Linked DNA regions of Mus musculus: region 2 is linked to region 1. The links are chromatin loops, found by intact Hi-C in ENCODE. Cell type or tissue: heart. All regions are shown on one strand. Each heading gives the region's core, and the rest is flanking DNA. Links, peaks and the distances in the headings are about the cores only.

Region 1 (6,028 bases), core at 716-5,715:
CTCTGAAAGGCATGGTGGCACAGGAACCTGCAGTATTTCTAGAAGTCTGACAGTAATATAAATCAGCATAGGAGCTGTTATTCTGAGAAGTTTGAATTCTACACAGTAATATTCCTTTCTGCAACTCTGTGTTTAATATGTATCTTGTTCCTGGCTATACGTCTTTATAAAAATAGAAGAGATACATGGCATAATGATCAACAAGTAATGAATATGTATAATTTAGTAGCATACATTTCCAATTTTGATACCAGTTGGAGAGGCACAGGAAAAATATACAAGATTGCTAGTAGTGAAAAATTTGGAAAATCCAGTATGCTTCAGACTGTCCAATTCATGGATGGAGCTATAGCCTGTGGAGATATTAAATGACAGGTCTCTTGTGCCCAAGCAGTGAATAGCAATATTAAGATTTCTTGCCTCAGGCCAGTGCTTTGCTTCATTCATATGTTTACCACTGTGGGATTTGAGGAGCTCAGAGTGAACAATTTTTCATACATACCCATCTCTGACATCCTCCAGTTTTAAAATACTGTACAGGCCTTTGCCGATTATCTTCTGTAAGTACAGCACAGTTGCTTGCCTCTTGGGAGTTTGAAATATATCTAAAATAACCCAGAAGTGTATTCTTTGTTGCTTTGTGACCCAGAGACAGCTTATGTAAACCTCCAAAGGCTCTACAGAGACAAATGACTCTGAGCCTCGTGAGCTTTCACTGTGCAGTATGCCGGATAAAACAGGTCTATGATACAAGTTATATTTTAGCAAACAGTATCTCTCAACATGATTACATTTTGCTACCTCCCATGGAAGGAAGGAATAGATCTTAGATATAATACACATTAAGAGATGAAAAGGCTTTTAGTAAACAGAAGAACGAGGAAAAGTCCAATCATACAACTCAGCCAGCATTAGCCTTGGAAAGGATGCCCTGGGAGTCTCAGACAAGGCATACAAATGTGGTCAACATGGTGTTCTAGACAAGAGTGTTCCAAGTTGTTCTGCTGTGACATAAACCCTATAGATCACTGAGAACGTTATACTTGTTACTTTTGGAGATAACCAGAAGCATATTTCTCAATGGCTCCATACATTTTCCTAACATCACACTTTGATTTATTACTCTTTTTCACCTTCTGCATTAGTACCTGAGTTGCATTCTGAATACCACTCATTGCCCACTATCTTGCTGAAAACACATTGTTCATACCATCATCATAATCCAAAAATATCAATAGAATTTATACTTTTAAATGGATGGAAATGGTGTGCATGCTCTGCATTCTTCTTGACTACTAATTATTTTTTGTCCCTGGATTAATTCTCTTGCCTAAACACAGTATGTGGTAGAGAACAGGGTGTCAATGAAATCATGCAACTCTATGCATTGCTAAGGTATAAAGGGAATTTTGCATAAAAGTGGAGTGTTATAATTCAATAAATGATCTTTTTAAGGAGAGGTGATGCTCAGAATGGAAAATTTCATAGGGAATATCTCTTTGTGTTAAAATTGTCCTTCCTTCTTTCCTAATTCATCCTACAGAGTATCTGAGATTATGCCGTTACATACTAGGTGTTTTATGCCTTCCTAAAACTCATGCTGAAATCATAACTGCCTGTTGTCTCAGAATATAAAATTTTTGGGATTAGATATTCAATAAATGATAGTTTTCAAACAAAGATGAGCTGGTTTGCATAGATACTAACATAACACATCATTTGGAGTTAACAATATATATATATTATTTAGTCTTATATATATATTTATATATATAATATAAATATATATATATTGTTTATATAAATAAATATATATAATTTGTGTGTGTATGTAAATACAATACATATACACATACATGTATATGAAATTGCACCTGAGGCAGGTACTAGACATTGCTTCAATACAGAAAATTCAAGGAGTCCCCACAGTAGCCACTAGACAGCTAGAACCTATGGGAAAGGATGGATCCATTTTCCTGGTAAATCTCAGAAGTTATCAATGTCACTGATCATTTGAACCTTCTGATCTGGAAAATTGTGAGACAGCAAAAGTCTGTTATTGTAGGCTACTCACCCTGAGGTCTATTTTTATTATAGACATAGAAAAGTAATTGAACTGCAGGTCCATTGTTTAAAATAGTGTTATATATCTTTTCTTCTAAAGATCTTAAAGAGATTTTTATACATTCAGTTTGACAGTCTAGAAGTGACTAGGAAGCCCAGTGGTTAAGCTCATTCATGCCATGTAGTCAAAGAGTTCACAGCTCTGATTTAGTGTAAGACATCAGATCTTTGGTGCCAAGATAATTCATCTTAGCCTTCCTAGTTCTGGTAATGCCAGGGTAGTCTATTCTGGAAACTTATCAATTTTAAAACCATCCAACTCACTAATTGTGGTACTGTTCATAACTTAAGTATACAGATCCCAACCTACACGAGACTCTTAAACAAATAAAGTACATAGACTAAATGCAACAGAGCTCAGGGCTTACAGTATGGAAGGATGACTTGAGTGGATAGATGATGACTCTCTAAATCGGTGTTTCTGAGTTAAGACTAAATAAAAAGGACAAAGTTGAAGGTTAATCCAAGCTGGTGAAGCACAAATAATTAAGATACAAGAACAAGAAGAAAGAGAAGTTAAAAGCAGTCAGTACCACCAATGAGCAAAGAGACAAATTAGAATTGGGAAAGAAAGAATGACACCTCTGGGACACATGAAGGTCTGAAGGCTACTCAGAGGTATATGACTTTCATTGAGGCTGGCTTTTGGGTAAGATGAAACTGGAAAGACTTAAAATCTTATTAATATCACTTTGTCAATACCAGCTTCTTTAAGGCAAAGTCCCAGACAAAACAATTGTTTTTAACCTTTCATTTAAGTCCTTTGCTTACTTGCTGTCTCTCTTGTATTCTCTTTATCTGTCAGTGTTACTCTTCGATATTTTAAATTTAGTTTTCTTCACTTGTATTGTTTTTGTCTTGTCTTCATGTAGCAGTAGTGCGCGTGCGCGTACACACACACACACACACACACACACACACACACACACACACACCACATATCTAGAAAGATTAATTTAACTCCACTAGGGGTCACTTCTGACCCACTGATGAGTCCTTAACCCTAAAATTTTGCCTGCCTACATAGCAAATCCTGAAGGATTTTTCTTCATGCTCTCCTTTGCTAACTTGGTGACCCCATTACCATCACAAGGACTGACATCAAAGGCAATGTCATCCACACCCTCCCTGGTCACAAGCCACCTCAGGAGCCAGCCAGGCTATTTAAAAAGGCATGCCCCGGGTGCTTCCCTTTGTTCAGAGTAGACAGGCAGTCCTGGGCTGGGAGCTTGGCACTTTGACAAATGTGCCATCATTATACAAAGTGTAATGTCATAGGAAAGGCCATGACTGTGCCAGGAAGGCCAGGATGTCTGTCTGCTTCTTGCTAGCAGGCCCCCAAGTGTCCACATCCAGGCGTCCAGGAGCTTCCTTCAATTGTCTACACATTGAGTTCTTTATCCTCTTAAAGACACGCATGCGCCTCCTTAGCCATCTGCTAAAAAGTGAAACTTCCAGTGATTTATTTCCAATCTGGTCACTTGAAAACTGACAGTTTTACTAATCTGAGAAATTATAGAGGCATCGGGGACAAGTAAGGTCTTTTGGTACTCGTCTTCATGTGCATTTATGTGCATATATTAAAAATGCCCCCCACACTGGCTACAGGAACACATATATCTGTCATCATGCCTGAAGTGAAAAGGTGAGGCTAACCTTTATATACATTTCACTCCATAAATTTCAGATTCTTTGTAAAGATCAGGATAGCAATAATTTTGCTTAGTTGAATCACTGATTTAAAACTGCTAACATAAAAGATTTCCCTTTTAGATTTTTTTCCTAGCATGCAAGCAGTAAATTTCATTAAATATTATTTTGCAGAAAATCTTGACCAAATTACCATTGTTTAGATGAACTGACACAAATGGACACACACATCAAATTGAATGTCAGCGTCTGTTTTATACTTTTTATTGTCTTTTAACCATAAACTTTTATACCTAGTCTCCCAATTTATTTGTTACTTAATGTGTATTTTATCTGATGGGTCTCACTTCCACGAAGATCAACAAGAATTTATATCTCTAGTATGTCATAAATCAAGGACTTGGTTTTACTTTAATTCAGTTTCAGTAGCCTTTACATTAATGTCTATAAAGGTGTTCTATGTAGGCTCAGATGGTAAATATTTAGGATGCATAAGTTGTGTCTTCACTGTGACAATTGTTCAGCTTTGTGCTTGGAGCACGAGACAAGTGTTAGATAATTCATGAGACCATGAGAGATGCTGTGCTGTACAAAATCTTTACAGAAACTGAATACTGGGTACCTTATAGTAGTCACAGGTCATGAAATGCCATTGGTTAATTTTTTTAACTGTTTACAATGTATGGAGAAAGTTCTTAGATCACTTCCTCTAGCAAAATCCATGGCAAATGGGATGTTTTCTGTGAAGGATAGGTCATAAAGCTGTATATACATAAAATTATGAAAATTACTGTCACCTTCAGTGTATATGCCAATTGAATGAACAATTTAAATTCTGCTCAGCTCTTCATCACTTTATATCATCAGCTTGGTCATTGGGTTGTACTGCCAGGGATTAACTTATAGAAGGAAAAGAGGAGCAGATATGAATCGTATGCACTTAAGGACTGACTAAATTATAGATCTAAATAAATTATGTTACAAGGAATATGAGTGTCTTTATAAAGAGATTTACTGACAGATTCTATAACAAACAAGTAATAAAAATAAATAAATAAAATAAAAGAAGAAAAAGAAATAAAAATGTGTCCTAGGTTATCAAGATTTAATTATAAAAAGCTAAGGACTTGCCTTATGGACACAGAAAAAAGCTTTCCCAGGAAAGTCAAGCCCATTCTTCTAAGTATGTGAATGAATATAATGCAAAGTAAATATGTATTATTACTGAGTCTCAAATTATAAAACAGAAATGAGATGTGCAAATAGGTAATTCTGATAAAGTAATTGCTCAGATTACAACAGTAATCTGGAACATAGAAGATCACATATCAGACCAATTGTCCTAGGATAAGCACTTGTATCATGATGATTCTTATTCACAAATCTAGTGGTTATGTTAAGAGCAGCTATTGAGCATTAGCAAAATTAAATTTAAATGCAAACAAAAAAAACAGAATAAGAACTCAATGATATTTTATCTCTGATTATTATTTTAGAATGCAAATTCTATGGTTGTGTTTATATATAATACATGGTGAAATTTAATCCATATAGTATGTATATAACATATACATATAATGATACAACATACATCTGTACATTTAGAATATTACTATCATCATGTGTATGCTCTTTAGAACAAAAGCAAGTGTGCCTTGTGTAGTGGTGATGGAACTAAGGTCAGATTTGTAGGATATTGAATATTAGGAAGAAAGTTAAGTAACTGATTTCTCCTGGGTAGAAATAATTTGATAGTTTTTTGTGTGTGTATAGGAAGCTGGAGTTCCTTACTAACCAGCCCAAATTGCATCCAGAGGCAAGGTCTCTCCTAAGTCTTACTTTTTCCAATATATTTCCGTTAATTAGTTGTGAATAAAATACTTTAATTTCCAAACAAGGTAATTTTGTTTAATTTATAAATTAGATGATTGTACTTACACATTAGTTCTGGAGACAAGAAGCTGTGGGTGATTCTCAGTTTGTGCTTTCTCTGCTCTTTCCATACTAGGCCATGCCTGGTTGAAGGAGCACTGAAAAGATGGACAGAATGGTTGCCTGCTGATTTGGCTCAGGAAGCATTTGATGATTATTATGGAAATTGTCCAACATAGATTCCTCAGACTTGTGGCATTTCTTTTATTCCCACCTCATTCTGACAGCATTCATCTTTGACATGACATTTTCTTAAATTGGCACTCATGAATGCAGAAGGCACAATAATTTAGGTCCATTTGCTAAAACCAACTTGATGGTA
Region 2 (6,028 bases), core at 385-5,384, 400 kb after region 1:
TGCCTTTTCATTTCAGGTTTCTTGAGTCCTGACACATACATTGCTTCTACAGCAAGTACTGATTGCATATCTCAATCGTGATGGGGTGATTTAAAGCCTTGCCCATATTCTATCTTACACAGCAACTAATCCTCAAGTGTTGGGATATGGGCATGTATCCCTATATCTCACAGGTCAAAGGCCTGGTTTCTATCCTTTGGCAGTGTCAGAAGGTGCTGACACTTATAAAAACTGGAGTTAAGTAGGTGGTTTAATGGTCATTATGGATGTGTCTATGAAGGTGGTCCTGGAACACTGATCTCTGCATGTCTTTCACGGTTGACCAGCTGCACTGAGTTGAAATACTCCCTCTTCACATTCCTTAGATATGTGTAGTACATCACACATGCCCAAAACTCAGAGCCAACTGAACATGGACTTAAAAGCTGGGATTTAAAATGCAACTTTCTTCCTGAGAAGTTAGTTGGTTTAGCAGTATTTTTCACAGTATCAGAAAATTGTGTAGGACAATATAAGAACACATTTGTCTTTAAGGTGAGTTGCTTCTGGTCCACAGCACATGGCAAGAATACCTGTGCTATGATGAGCACACATAGGAAACTCAGTTCTTGATCCTTGCTAGTGTTCTGTAGGATGCATAAAGATTCTGACAACTCTACAAACAGTACAACTAGCATAAGCAATGGGGAAAGAACAGCCAAAAGTGTAAGTGATAACATCCCTTTCCCTTCCAGTGTTTGATTGACATCAACTTGGTGATACTTTCCCACCAATCCTTGGCAGTGGCACTTACCAATACAAACACAGCTAATGAGAAATCTATGTCCTTTAGTTCATGCATTGCTTCCAGTGTCACTACTTGGAGATATATATATTTTTTTAATGTGGCTTTGGGGACAGAGGCTAAATTGCTGAAAAGATTAATTCAATTCCATACAAGGTCAGTATTTTTCAAGAGTGTTTGGGAATTACTATGCATAGTGAACTGTCTGGCCTTATATGTGTGTGTTTAGCATTCAAATTAGGAGCTGGAGAGATGTCTCAGTAGGTAATGCACTTGTCATGCATGCATATCATAAGCTGAGCACCCTGGCAAACATCTGTCAGTGTAGCAGTTGTATTCTGGAGCTCATTGAGAGCATACTCTAGCCAAATCAATGCACTTCAGGTTAAGGTACAGACACTGTCTCTTAAAATAAGGTAAAATCAATGGAGGGGTATATTGGATGCCAAATTCTGGGTTAGCCTGTCATGCACACCCACATCAAAACACACATATGCAAAAATATGAAGGTATACACAATTTAAAATGCATATTTTGAGATCATTAATGCTTAAATGTGTAATATTTTCTTCATTGTCCTAAGTTTCTAGGGAAATCAGGAGCTATTCTTAAAGTCAGGAACCTATCATCTCAGTTTAGATCTTTAGGCAGAGTAATGAACAATGGTGCATTCCGCCTGATGCCCTGCCAACTGCGGTAATATTTATCCTCATTGTCTTCCAGATGCAATTTTAAGGAGAAAGGAAATTCTTCAGCAGCCACCTGAAGATGTAAGTGCCCAGATATCCCACAATACAATCCCTGTAGCAGACACACATTGTTCCTTCCTTGCCAGTTGTCAGAGGAAGTCCCTGCTGATGTAGGTGGCTACTTAGAAGGCAACAGCAATGTAGCAGGCTTGGAGATATACCAGATGGAAGCCAACTTCTCTTGATCCCTGCTTGTCAGTCTTCTCAAGAATTGCTCCAGAAAATGGCATATACAGGATTTTACTACTAAAGGCACAGCCAGTGCTCTCATTAACCAGCTCTATTGAATGTGTTTTATTCTTTTGATTAACTTTATGCCTTTGTGATTACCTGTGGAAAATATCACATTATCCTTTTATTGTTTTTAACCATAAAATTTAACATAGGTGTGGAGGGTAAATATACTTTCATAAACATTATTTTCATTCAGCTGTATAAGCATCCTATCAAGGAAATCATTTAATTATAGACAAAAAAAATGAAGGTAAGGGAGAATAAATGGTCAGAGGGGTGATATGAAGGAGCTGCTGACATAGCCCATTGGCTAAAAGTACATCCTGTGCTAACAGGACATGATCTCAGCTATCTACAAAATCCCAGGCAAGGCTACGTGTGACTAATCCAGGTGCTATGAGAAAGTGGATACTGGAGATTTCATGTTGCTTGTTGATATCAGACCATCTCCAAGCCAATGAGAGATCACATCTCAATGTAATAATGTGAAGAGTAACTGAATATAATATTCAGTGTCCTCCTCTGGCTTCCATAAATATATATGTCCTCACTTATAAGTATGTACATAGCACACACAACCATACACATGCATGAATACCGTGTATGTGTCAGAAATATAAAAAGTAGTATTCATTACATAATATACATAATTTACATGGTAACCCATATATTGTTATGAATATAGACAGTTACATTTACACAAAATTGGAACAAATGACAGTTGACAGTCCATTATCTATCTTATGTCATTTGATTTTAAATTCAGCAACCATGCTTCTTTAATATACAACAGTATCAATCACACAGGGTCATGATGTGGAAATGTACCATTCTGTCTTCTTAGCATGGATTTAGCTGCTCTCACAACTAATGGAGGACAATGTTATTCTCAGCTTCAGCACTACTATTCACTCCTTCTAGTCAGTTCACGCTGACCCATCTAAAATACCTGCTATTCTTGGTGACAACAAATTATCCTGCCATTTAATGAAGGAAGTAGTTTTTATTGTTTCCAGTCAAAACCAGTAGAGGGGTTAATAGTGCTTTTTTTGCCATTGCCCAAAATATAAGACATAGCCTAGAGAAAAAATTGTTAATAATCACAACTCTCGGGCATGGGATCCCAGTTCATATTTCTGAAGCCATTCTCAGTTAGAAAGATGTGTTGATAGCCAAGTTCCTGGCAAAGGTAGCAGCTAATGCCTATTAAGCAGTGGAGTGTCGCTGGCCTGATAAGTTGTCTTGGCTCTGTGAATACCCATTAGGCAGTAGGATTGTCCCCCAGGGAAACTGCATCACACTGCTGAGACAATCGAATTCCCTATAACCAGGGACTTAAAATATCTATTGTTGAGTTCTTGTCATTTCCTGACATTTTTTTCTTTTGATATTTTTCTAAGCTTGAGGTTCACGAAAAGGTGAACATTAATCACAACATTTGAGAAAAATCCCTTAGCTTGTTATGTGTGATGAATATGTTAAAAACAGGCTTAAGCCAGGGCCAAAAAATGTTACTTTTGACTTTTTAGTTAATCATGATAACTGCTAAAATCAAAGGAGGAACAACTTTGAACTTTGAGTCTTTTGTAAGCAACCCTGAGCTAAGAAATAGTGTTTTCACAAACTAAATACTTGAAATCTTCCTGATTTGCATACTGATTAAGTTATAAATTAGATTCACGACTATGTTTATTTTAAACATTTTTTAATAACACAGTTGAGTAAATTTACAACTTACAGAAATCAGTGTGCACTTATGTTTAAGAAACTCAGCTAAAGGTAGGGGGTTCAATATGAGGAACCTGCTCTGATATAAGTATGAAAGGTTATAGTGAAACGTATTAATTTGTATTCAAGCTAAAATAATTAGGACAAACAGCAAATAATTATTCCAAATGTATTTAAAAGCACAAGCAATCCCTATAGTTTTTCTACTTGCTTGTTTTATTTTAAAATCTATCCACTATAAAAGAACCTACTTCAACATCAATTTTTATGATGTATAATAACCATAAAATGAAATAATTTTATTTAAAGAAAAAATATCATGCTCTATTGTATTTATATTTTAAATGATGAATGCCTTGATTATTAAATGTTTTCTCCTAAAATGACAATAAGATATTTAAGTATGTTCAAAATAAACACTAAATCTGAGGAATGTCAAGCTAAGAAAAACCTTAATTTTTTTTATTTTAATTAAAATAAAGTTACATTGTTTCCCCCTTTTCCTTTCTTCACTCTCATCCTTCCCATGCACCAACCTCCTTTGCTCATTCTGGAATTCATGGCCTCTTTTTCTTTAAGTACTTTTGTTACACATGCATACACACACACACACACACACACACACACACACAAAGAAGCACACATGCATGCTTATATGACTAAATATATAATACAGCATGCTCAGTCCATTTACGGTTATTTTACTTGTAAGTCTATGATAGTGAAACATTACTTAATACATACAATTAAGTTAATATCTAAAATAATTTCAACTTACTTACAAGTTCTAAATTTAATAAGTTCATGAAGTAGTTATGTGTTATGCTCATAGTCTTTTGTAATTGATTTAATTCTTCTTTGGGTATAATCTAATAGCAAAGATAAACAGTATAGTAGTTTGTTCCAAGGGAAAAATTAACTGAGTACAAATTTTTCTTCACCATTCAACAGTGGAACATTAAGTAGACAGCTAAACCATGCACTCAAATATTCTCTCCCTTTTCTGTAGCAGGCTTGGCCACTCGAAAGGAAAAACAAATATAGTAACACAATCAAGGTTGGTGCATTACGCATTTCAGGCTATTGTTTTAGCTCTACTGACTCTCTCCTTGCCAAGAGTAACATAAAGCAATCTTAAGTCACCAATGAAGTGGTGACAGGGGACAAATGTCCTCAGAAGTGTCAACGAGTTTCAGTGTTTATACATGGAAAATATAAACTCCTCAGGCTGCCTTTCATGTTGATTTTAACTTGAAATCTTAACAGCTTCAAACTGGTAAGTAGACCAGTGTAGCCGCTGATGATCTACGAAGATGTCACAGGCAAGGGAGATAGTCCACAAACATACATAAATGCCTTTTGTGATACAATACTGAGATGCATTTTTATAGGATACACATGCATGAAGCTGCGTCTTCAGAAGCCAGCTTTGGATCCACTAACTCAACTTGCTGCAGCTGCGAGTGACTACATACCTCTCGGCAGCTCTTCAGGATGAAGTTGGCTTTGCTTAAAACCAGCTCTGAGGGAACTGTCATTGTGATCTCCTGGGTAAGATTAATTCTTGGGCTGGCTGGCCTCTTGGCCAAGTTTATTAGCAATAATAAATCACTTCGGCCACCCAATCCTTCTGTCTTCTCTCTTTGTCCATAGACTGTAACAGTCTTGTTGCTTAGGGTTTGTTCTTACTTATCTATTCTGAGAACACAGACTATTTTCAATTCACACTCATTCTCTGTAGTCATGTATTCCATATAGGTACAAACTTTAAGACATTTGTCGAGGGGGGGAAGGGGACATATGGACTATTTCGAATATTTTTAAAAGTACTTGCTGGTCTTACCAAGAATTCTGGCATGATTCCAATAACCTACATGGTAGAACCTCACACTCTCTTCTGGCTGCAGGGGGCATAGGACATGCAAACTACTCACATGCATATAGACATTAATATATATATAATAAAAGCAAATAAATCTTTTAAAAAGATAATGCTATGTTGAAAGTGCCCTACCATTCAACTTTCTAGATTATATCAATGTTACCATGAAGTGTACCTGACAGTACCTCTTTTGGTCATTGATGTACCTCCAGACTTTAAACTGTACAGTGGAAAACTAAGTGGAAACTCATTAGGGTTTCAATAGATGAAAGTATTAGTGATTTGTACAAGTCTAACTCACTTACTTTAGTCTGCTTTTTTTTTTTTTTTTTTTTTTTTTTTTTTTTTTTGGTGTTTTCTAGGTGCTTTGTTTGCTGTGTTTGCTAATTAACTACCTTAATGCTAAACTACTGGGATCCTGCTTTTTTTCCACATGTTTTTTTTTGTTTGTTTGTTTTGTTTTGTTTTGTTTTTTAATTTATATATATATTTATTTATTAGGTATTTTCCTCATTTACATTTCCAATGCTATCCCAAAAGTCCCCCATACCCTGCCCCCCACTCCCCTACCCACCCACTCCCACTTTTTGGCCCTGGCGTTCCCCTGTACTGGGGCATATAAAGTTTGCAAGTCCAATGGGCCTCTCTTTC

Evidence for each region. Hi-C counts contacts between places; a loop is a spot of excess contacts. Peaks named below come from ENCODE experiments on the same cell type or tissue, not always from the same donor. Only the 100,000 strongest peaks of a DNase experiment are listed, where the experiment ranks them.
Region 2: a loop joins it to region 1, with 4 times the contacts of the local background. A loop is called at or near these places in 4 of 42 quality-filtered maps.

The regions. Positions count from the first base shown.
Region 1 is chr12:94,187,614-94,193,641 of GRCm38, forward strand. No RefSeq gene overlaps it. Among named protein-coding and RNA genes, the nearest start is that of Mir8099-2, 260 kb to the left of the region's middle. In heart, for the core only: a CTCF peak has its summit at 3,118 (motif pointing right); a DNase peak (open chromatin) is centred at 3,378; H3K27ac peaks cover 627 bases.
Region 2 is chr12:94,584,205-94,590,232 of GRCm38, forward strand. No RefSeq gene overlaps it. Among named protein-coding and RNA genes, the nearest start is that of Mir8099-2, 660 kb to the left of the region's middle. In heart, for the core only: no CTCF peak of the experiment used is centred there; a DNase peak (open chromatin) is centred at 3,027.